Regions from separate parts of the Homo sapiens genome. Here all the other regions are linked to region 3. Evidence: chromatin contacts called from ENCODE Hi-C data. All regions are on one chromosome and are shown on one strand. Each heading gives the region's core, a stretch centred on a gene start or an enhancer-like site at or near the end of the contact. The rest is flanking DNA. Distances are from core to core; before and after follow the strand shown.

Region 1 (2,700 bases), core at 79-2,578, 1.5 Mb before region 3:
TTTAGATATATGTTGACGGTTTTCCTTTAATATACTTCAATTTCAGGAAAATGAGACAGAGTTCGAAAATTTTTGCAACATTTTAGTGCCGCATTTCATTCACTCATCATATACTTTTTTCAGTATCATTAAAACTGCCTAAATTTAACCAGCCCCTACATTTTCATTATTTGAAGAATGAATGAGGCATATATTCATTTATAATATCTGCGTTCTCGTGACAGGTGATATGAACTCAAGTATCCAATTCTGAAGTTCTCTTTAAAATGTTGCCATTTCCCTAAATTCCCATTACTCTGACTCTCAGTCTAGGCAAGTTTTTCAAGGCGATTAAAACGAAACAAAACCTGCACGTGCAAACTAAAAAGTTCGCATCTTAAGGCCATCGCGGCAAATCCCTAATGCACAAAGGCAAAGACACCCGCGACGGCTGGACAACTACAGGACAAGATCGCATCCGACCACGCGAGTCCCTCAGTCGGGAACTCAAGGCCCCAAGTCCACTGGAAAGCCAGGACCAGCGTGCAGGGTCCGCCCCAGGGCCGAGTTTTCAATGGAACTGGAGAGGATGGGGGCGGGAAGGAGCGGAAGCTCCGGGTGCAAACCGCGGCTACCGAGCTGCAGCTCATTTCTCTTCCCGGGGTTTTCAGGCTGGGTAAAGTCCCCTCCGGATGGGGCCACAGAGCAGGCTGGGTTTTTGAGGCGGGTAGGTGGGCGGCGCGAGGCCCCCACGGCCGGCGGGGAGGGCAAGCAGGGCTCAGACCCCGGCCCCTGAAAGCACTTTCGAGGCGTCTCCCACCCCCCACGACAAGATGGCGACGTGGACAGCGGGGGAGCCCGGCCGGCGAGGTTGGGGGAAGAGAGGGGAGGGGAGCAGCAGCAGAAACAAAAAGGCTGCCCCCCCCAATCCCATTAACGCCGAGGCCGGCCCAGGAGCCCAGGGCGGGCAGGCGGGCGGGGTCGCCGGGGGAGAAGGCGGCGGGCCGAGGGAATGGGCTTACTTTTTCTTGTCGTTCGCGCCGCCGGCGCCCTCCATGGTGAATCGGTCCCCGCGATGTCTTCACGGCGGGCGGCCCCCAGGCTCGCTCCGGCCTAAGCGCTGGCTCCCTCCACACGCGGAGAAGAGAAGGAAAGGCAAGTCCAGAGGTGGGGGTGCGAGGCGGGAAACCCCTCGTGAGACTAGAGAGAAGCGGGCGGCAATCGCCGGGGTCCGGGCCCGGCTCCGAGCCTCTCCTCAGGTGGCTTGTCAGGGCCCAGCCCGACACACTGGCCGAAGCGACGAAGAGGGTGATCCTCCTGTCCCCTCAGACGAGGCAGCACTGTGCACTGAGGAGCTGAGGCAGCGTCAGGGGGCGGGCAAGGGCGGAGGCGCGCTCGGGCGCGCGGGGAGGGGAGAGGGGGCGGGAGCGCGCCCGCTCGCCTGCCCAGGCCGGCGCGCGCTCCCGCAAGCCCGCCTCACCTGAGGTGGAGGCGGGTTCCTCGAGATCCAATGGCGAGCGACGCAGGCGGCAAGTCCCCACCCCAGCCCACGCCGCTCTCAGCCAATCAGGAGGCGGTCAGCTGAGGCACAGCTGGGACGGGCTGCGACGCTCACGTGCTCGTCTGTGTTTAGCGGCGGAGGAAAGAGAAAGGAGATGGGGGTGCGGCTCAGCCCGAGTCTGGGGACTCTGCGCCTTCTCCGAAGGAAGGCGGTGCCCGGCTTTGGGAGGCGCTGCTGAGAAGGGATTTCGGTTGCCTGGTCCCAAACATGCATCATATTTTCCTACTCTTGGTGCAGTAATGTAATGCTCCTGCTCTCTTTCTCCTCGGCCTCAGTGCTGGGCACGATTGCCGCCCAACTCTGCTGGGCTCTCTGTTCAAAAAAGCAGACTTCGCCTCGTGGCAGCAAGCCCTTCCTTTGGTCTCGTTGCTCAGATGTGTTACAACGGGGTCTTTCCTTACCAGATTACCTAACCATGGGTCAATGTCACCCACCGCACTCTTTGCCACGGAGCACAGGGGAACTCACCTTGTCTACTAAGTTTTTCTGTGGCGGAGTTTACTTACTGAATAAATGCAATTAAAAATAAAAATGAACTCCTGTTGCTGTAAACTTCAAGGGAAATAAAGTTGCAGGGAAATCTTAAAATCTGAAACTATGTTAAGCATTTGCAAATAGGTATAAATGACTTTAATAAGCATATAAACCAATTTCAGGGAAAGAGTAGAAAAAATGGCCTTTGGCAACTTTGCAAGCTACTAAACAAAACATAATCACTTTTGTCTTTGGAGGCATAAACTTCAAGCCTGTCAGTCTTCTAAAAGAAAAATATGTTTTGAGCCCAACAAAGTAGCATTGCACATATATCTCCACTTGGCGCTAAATTATTTTACTTCTCACCTTTGCCTTATGAGTTTCTTGTTAAAACCTAGCTTTGGGTTGTAAATATAAATATCTGTAGTGGCTTTCAATTGTATTAGCATGTAAAAACAATGGTCTATATAGAAGCATCAAACTCTGACAAGACAACAACCAATGTATACAGCACCTCTTTTTAACTGGTCAGTAGACCTACAAAGATACGATTAAACATTGACCTTAGCGGACAGGGTGGTTCCAGCTACTCAGAGGTGTGAGGCTGGAGAAGCCTGGGTGTTCCAGCCTAGGGAACGTAGCGAGACTCCGTCTCTTTAGAAAATTTTTGATCTTCACGCTACTTT
Region 2 (2,700 bases), core at 180-2,679, 1.6 Mb before region 3:
CTCTATTTTACAGATATGGAAACTCAAGTAACTTGCCCCAAGTCATAGCGGACCCTGCAATCAAATGCAGCCAATTGGGTTCCATAACCTATGCCCTTAACAATCCCACACTGCCTTTTCAACTATACCATTACAACAAAATGTGGAAAGCGGTGACATAAAATAAAAACAGGGTGCTATGCGGGGAAAAAACATGAACAGCGTACTCAGTCTAGAAGAGCAAAAAAGACTTCCCCCGAGGATGTCATTTGAGCTTAACCCTGAGTGAAGAATAAGGTGGACAAAACAAGAGAGTTGCGGTGGAAACTCCAGGATTAGGAAAAGCCTGTAGAGGGCCCAAAGAAAAAAAAAAAAAAAAAAAAGCAGCTGCTGGAGCAAGAAAGTGAGTGCATGGAGGGGACTGGCAGGCGAAGCTGGAGAGATAGGCAAAGGCCAGTGAGGAATGGTCTTGGCAAGTCAGAGAATTCAAGCGTTATCCCAAAGGCAATGGGCACCACTACAGAGTAATAAGTCGGGGAGTGACATAATCAAATTTGCACTTTTGAAAAACAACTTTTGGGCCGGGCGCGGTGGCTCACTCCTGTAATCCTAGCGCTTTGGGAGGCCGAGGCGGGCGGGTCACGAGATCAGGAGTTCGAGGCCAGTCTGGCCAACATAGTAAAACCCCGTCTCTACTAAAAATACAAAAAATTAACCGGGCGTGGTGCCGGGCACCTGTAATCCCAGCTACTCCGGAGGTTGAGGCAAGAGAATCACTTGAACCTGAGAGGCGAAGGGTTGCACTGAGCCGCGAACGCGCCATTGCACTCCAGCCTGGGCGACAAAAGGAGACTCCGTCTCAAAAAAAAAAAAAAAAAAAAAAAAAAAGACAACTTTGGTTGTTGGAGGAAAAATTAATTCAATCTTGAAGGGTTTTGTCTTTGCTTGTGTGTTTTTAAACATCAGGTCCTAGAACAAGACTGGGGAAGGGCAAATGATAGTGGCCTGGCTCAGGGTGGAGATGGGAGAGAGGAGTTTAGAAGGGAGGCCAGGCAGAGACGCATATTTGGGAGGAGGCCGCAACAACCATCAGGGCACAATGAAATAGAGCAGGGAAAGCGCGTTGCCTGAGCACAGGGGAAGGTCCAGGAGTCATGGAGGCAACCTTCGGTGACTGCCGCTCTTCTCAGCCCTTCACAAGTGCAATATCGCCGGGAAGGAGGCAACTTTCTACACCACCTGCGGGCAGGGAGAGGCGGGTGGTGGACAAGAAACACCCACCAGAAGATAGTCCCGAACTTCATGTTTCTCCAGAGCTCCGTGAAGTCCTCGAAGCGTACACTGTCCGTCTCCTGGAAGCGGCTGAGCAGCGCCTCGCAGTCGGTCTGCAGGCCGGGAGGAGTCCCCATGGCACCCGAAGCCCGCACGCCTCCGAAGCCCGCACGCCTCTAACGGACTAGCCAGCGGTGGTCGCCCAGGAAACCAAGCCCGAACGGCCCGCCCCCTACGGCGTGCGCACACGCGCTCCGTGATGCATTATCCGGCACCTTTAGCTCCGCCTTTATCCGGGCTCTTGCCACCGGTCGTGTGCTTACTGCGCGTGCGTGAAAGCGTTCTGATGTTTTACTGGCTGAGATTGCTTTCACCCAGAGTGCTGAGATCCACCCTTCTTTGGAAGAGGTTTACGTCTAAAGTGTTGTGTTTGCTCACGAGCGGTTTTAGGTCTTCATTTTCCGCTAGGTTATGTAACTTGACTTTACCCTTACTAGCACTCTCCTTTAAACTGACCCTAGTGTGACATAAGTGAACTTTTGAGCTAGGAAAGAACAGTCCCAACCCCAACCCCACTCCCACTTGGGAAGAGAAGCTAAAGAAGGCTTGCTAGGAAACAAACTGCACTCATTCTCCTTCTGGTCATCGAGAACCCTAATACTCTGTACCCACATAATACGATGCTTAATGTGCGGCCCTCTCTTTGTAGCCCTGGCATTCTGCAACCACTCTTGAAAAGAAGAGCTGCATTTCATACCCTCTTGTAAACAGCCCTCCTCCTGCCCTGCCACGCATTCACCCCTGTGCTACATAGCACTTAGCAGAAAATACCTACTTGTTATATTCTTGTTATATTATTATTTGGATGAATTGCCTTTTTGTGTACACGCTGCCACCTAGCTTCCTTCCTCCAGGAGCTAGCTATGGAGTAACATTTTGAACTTTAGATCATTTCTCTGATTGAAAGGTAAGCTATCATTCTTTAGAAGAGGTATCCTGATATAATAGAAAAACATTGGGCTTTCTGTGTGTAAATGGAGTGTCAACTCACTTTACTTTTCTGATCCTTGACCTGTTTTTGTTTGTTTGTTTGTTTGTTTGGATTTGTTTGTTTTTTGTTTTGAGACGGAGTTTCGCTCTTGTTGCCCAGGCCGGAGTTCAGTGGCGCGGTCTCGGTTCACTGCAACTTCCGCCTCCCGAGTTCAAGCGATTCTCCTGCCTCAGCCTCCCGAGTAGCTGGGATTACAGGCATGCACCACTCCAACCGGATTTTGTTTTGTTTTGTTTTGTTTGTATTTTTAGTAGAGACAGGGTTTCACCATGTTGGCCAGGCTGGTCTCGAACTGCTAACCTCAGGTGATCCGCTCCCCTCGGCCTCCCAAAGTGTTGGGATTACAGACGTGAGCCACTGCACCCTGCCCTCTTGACCTGTTTTTTAAATGTTATGTA
Region 3 (2,700 bases), core at 151-2,650:
TCCATTGGAACAATACTATATTAACCCTGAAAATAATTAAAAAACAATTTCAGATATAGTTCAGAAGTAATTGTGAAAAGAGGTGAGATTAGGGAAAGATGACTCTGAGTCCAGATAACCCCAAAAAGCTTTTTAGAGAAGGATGAGGGTGGGGAGGCAGGTAGGGGGTTTATAATAGGATTTAAAAAGAGAAGGAAGAGCTATTTAAGGAAATTTGATTACTGCAAGTAACATTCTTCAAAACATTTAAAGAAAAACAAAAGTTTGGCAGGCAAGACTAGAAAAAGAAAACAACACTGGGGAGGGAAGTCACTGCTTCTTTTATTTCCATGACTGTTTTAAAGTCATATTTAGTTTCAGCCAAGGAAGAGCCTTTGACATCAGAGCACACAAAGTACTCTAGGAAATGAAGAGGATGAAAGTTCTACTGCATCAACGCCCAGAACTTTCTCCATTTGGCCACAGGTCGTTCTCATACATGGCCTAGTTTCTATGCACTCTAACTGGGTCCCTCTGAGGCTTGTGAATGGAAAACCCTCTTGCTTTCAAATGCTTGAAAACAAGAAAGATGCTACTATTGATGCCTCAAATACATGTAGGTATTTAGTGGGAAGCAATTAAATGTTTTGAAGGTCATTTCAAACGGAAATTAATCAAAAACAGTATTTTACTCTTTTGTGTATTAGAGTAGGCAAGACCTTGGTGTTTTCATTACATTCTCTGTTTTTATTTGCTGTTTACATTAGGATGTGAATAATGGCTTGGGTAAGGGGAGGATTTGGTACCAACCTAGGCTTTGGTTGCCAAACAGACACCAGAGTAAATTTGTGTGTGGTCAGAATCAGGTTGTAAGGTGCCAACACAGCACATGGCTTCAGTCTTTTTTTCTCTAATTGTAAAAGGACCTTGTCCCCATGGAGGGACCATTGCCTTGGCTTGTGGGGTCTTGAGTGATAGCCACAGTCTTTCTTCAGCACTTTCTCGACCTCATGAAAAGATACTGAAGCTTGAAAAGGGGATGTTCTTTCTGAATAGGAATGGAGAAGAGGGGCCAAGCAAGAATGATTCTATCTGTCTCCTGGCCGTTGATAGTGTCCCTGTACAGAGAGGAAATAACGTAGTATAATATGTAGCTTATGTTTGAATCAGCTTCTTTAAAAATACTGGAATTTTATTTATTTATTTTTGGTAGACACAGGGTTTCCTCATGTTGCCCAGGCTGGTCTCGGACACTTGAATTCAAGCAATCTGCCGGCCCCGCCGGGTGTGCCGCATGAGGGCGCGGGCCGCCCAAGGACCGCGAGTGGGGCCGCGAGTGCTGAGCCCGGCGCGCCCGAGCCGCTCCTCCTCCCGGCCTGCTCCCTGGGCGGAGCCGGGGCAGTGCGGCTCTGGGCTGGCCGAAGGGGTGGCGCTGCGATCCCGCAGGGCAGCGACGCGACTCTGGTGCGGGCCGTCTTCTTCCCCCCGAGCTGGGCGTGCGCGGCCGCAATGAACTGGGAGCTGCTGCTGTGGCTGCTGGTGCTGTGCGCGCTGCTCCTGCTCTTGGTGCAGCTGCTGCGCTTCCTGAGGGCTGACGGCGACCTGACGCTACTATGGGCCGAGTGGCAGGGACGACGCCCAGGTGAGGACCGGCCAAAGCCTCTCCCGAGTGGGAGGCCGGGCTCGGAGCTGCCGAGGCGTGTCCGGGTCTCCGGGGGTTCTGCAGTGATCCCGGGTCCTTTGTGGGTTGCGTGGAGCTTCCCGAAGGCCCGGCTGCCCCTTACGCAGGGGCTGCGGGTTGGGGAGGAAGAGGCGAGGGCTAAAAAGCCCCTTTGTCTTCTGTACTGGTCGGAAGATGGCATGGACTTGCCATTCAGGCTAGGAAACCTCTCCAGGGAGTGCCAAACTGTTAAGAGAGCACTGGAGTCGGCGGTGCTCCTGAGGACTCTGACATCTTACGCAGGACTCAAGGGATTCTGGTGTTGTCTCAGAGGACGATACTTTGAGAAACAGTGAGCGTCCCCCTGCGTTTGTAAGGGAAACTCCTTTGTAAGTACCGGAAGCCCGGTCGTTCTACTACCTGAAGTAGTCTGTCCTCCACTTCCCACTCCTGCAGTTTTGAAATAAAATCTGAGATAATCCGAAGTCCTTCACCTACTTACTCATTCTAGTCAAACACTAGAAAGAACTAAAAATGGCAGTTTGCTGGAGCGAGATCATTATTGGCATACTGCCTATCTCACTTTATCTGTGTCTTGCTTAATATTTGACATCGTGTACATTTGCTGTATGTTGGCTCAGCGCTTTACACACATAACATTTAACTTTTACAACAACTCTTACAAGGTAGGCATTATTAATCTTATTTTCCAGATAGGGAAACTGATGTTCAGAGAAATTAAATGACCTACCGAAAGCTAGGCTTTGGATCCTTAAGGACTTGGGGAAATGGGGTTTCCCTGGACCAAGTTTCTGGTATAAAAATACTCAAAGCATGTTACAAAGTTTGCTTGGAAGAGATAGTAGCTCGAAAGATAGACTATGTTTGGGGGGGGCGTTATGGGTTGGGCGTTGAGGGGGGTGATATTGATCCCAAGGTGAGAATTGGTTCCTGTGGACAAAAAAAAAAAAAAAAAAAAATCTGGTAATACAGTGGTTTGTGCCCCTCCAAAGCTTAACCCCACCCGAGAAAATATTATTCCTTAGTATTTCATTTTTCTG

What was found. Hi-C counts contacts between places; a loop is a spot of excess contacts on that map. Pooled maps may share reads with other maps.
Region 1: a loop to region 3 is called in a pooled map, with 4 times the contacts of the local background. The contact joins the promoter of HIF1A here to the promoter of DHRS7 in region 3. A Hi-C loop is called at or near these places in 5 of 50 pooled maps.
Region 2: a pooled map shows a loop between it and region 3 (4-fold over the local background). The contact joins the promoter of SNAPC1 here to the promoter of DHRS7 in region 3. A Hi-C loop is called at or near these places in 6 of 50 pooled maps.

Annotation. Positions count from the first base shown.
Region 1 is chr14:61,694,141-61,696,840 of GRCh38, reverse strand. HIF1A (hypoxia inducible factor 1 subunit alpha) reads right to left here and starts at 1,328. Exons shown (of 15, transcript NM_001530.4): 1 at 1,002-1,328. The coding sequence starts at 1,036. HIF1A-AS1 (HIF1A antisense RNA 1) reads left to right here and starts at 1,018. Exons shown (of 2, transcript NR_047116.1): 1 at 1,018-1,134. RefSeq lists silencers at 870-969, 1,270-1,569 and an enhancer at 1,640-2,009.
Region 2 is chr14:61,761,149-61,763,848 of GRCh38, reverse strand. It overlaps SNAPC1 (small nuclear RNA activating complex polypeptide 1), which reads right to left and starts at 1,429. Exons shown (of 10, transcript NM_003082.4): 1 at 1,261-1,429. The coding sequence starts at 1,388. RefSeq lists enhancers at 459-1,202, 1,203-1,946, 2,014-2,103, 1,947-2,690, 2,691-2,700.
Region 3 is chr14:60,164,098-60,166,797 of GRCh38, reverse strand. DHRS7 (dehydrogenase/reductase 7) reads left to right here and starts at 1,400. Exons shown (of 7, transcript NM_016029.4): 1 at 1,400-1,621. The coding sequence starts at 1,489. RefSeq lists a silencer at 1,167-1,436 and enhancers at 1,637-1,686, 1,877-1,936.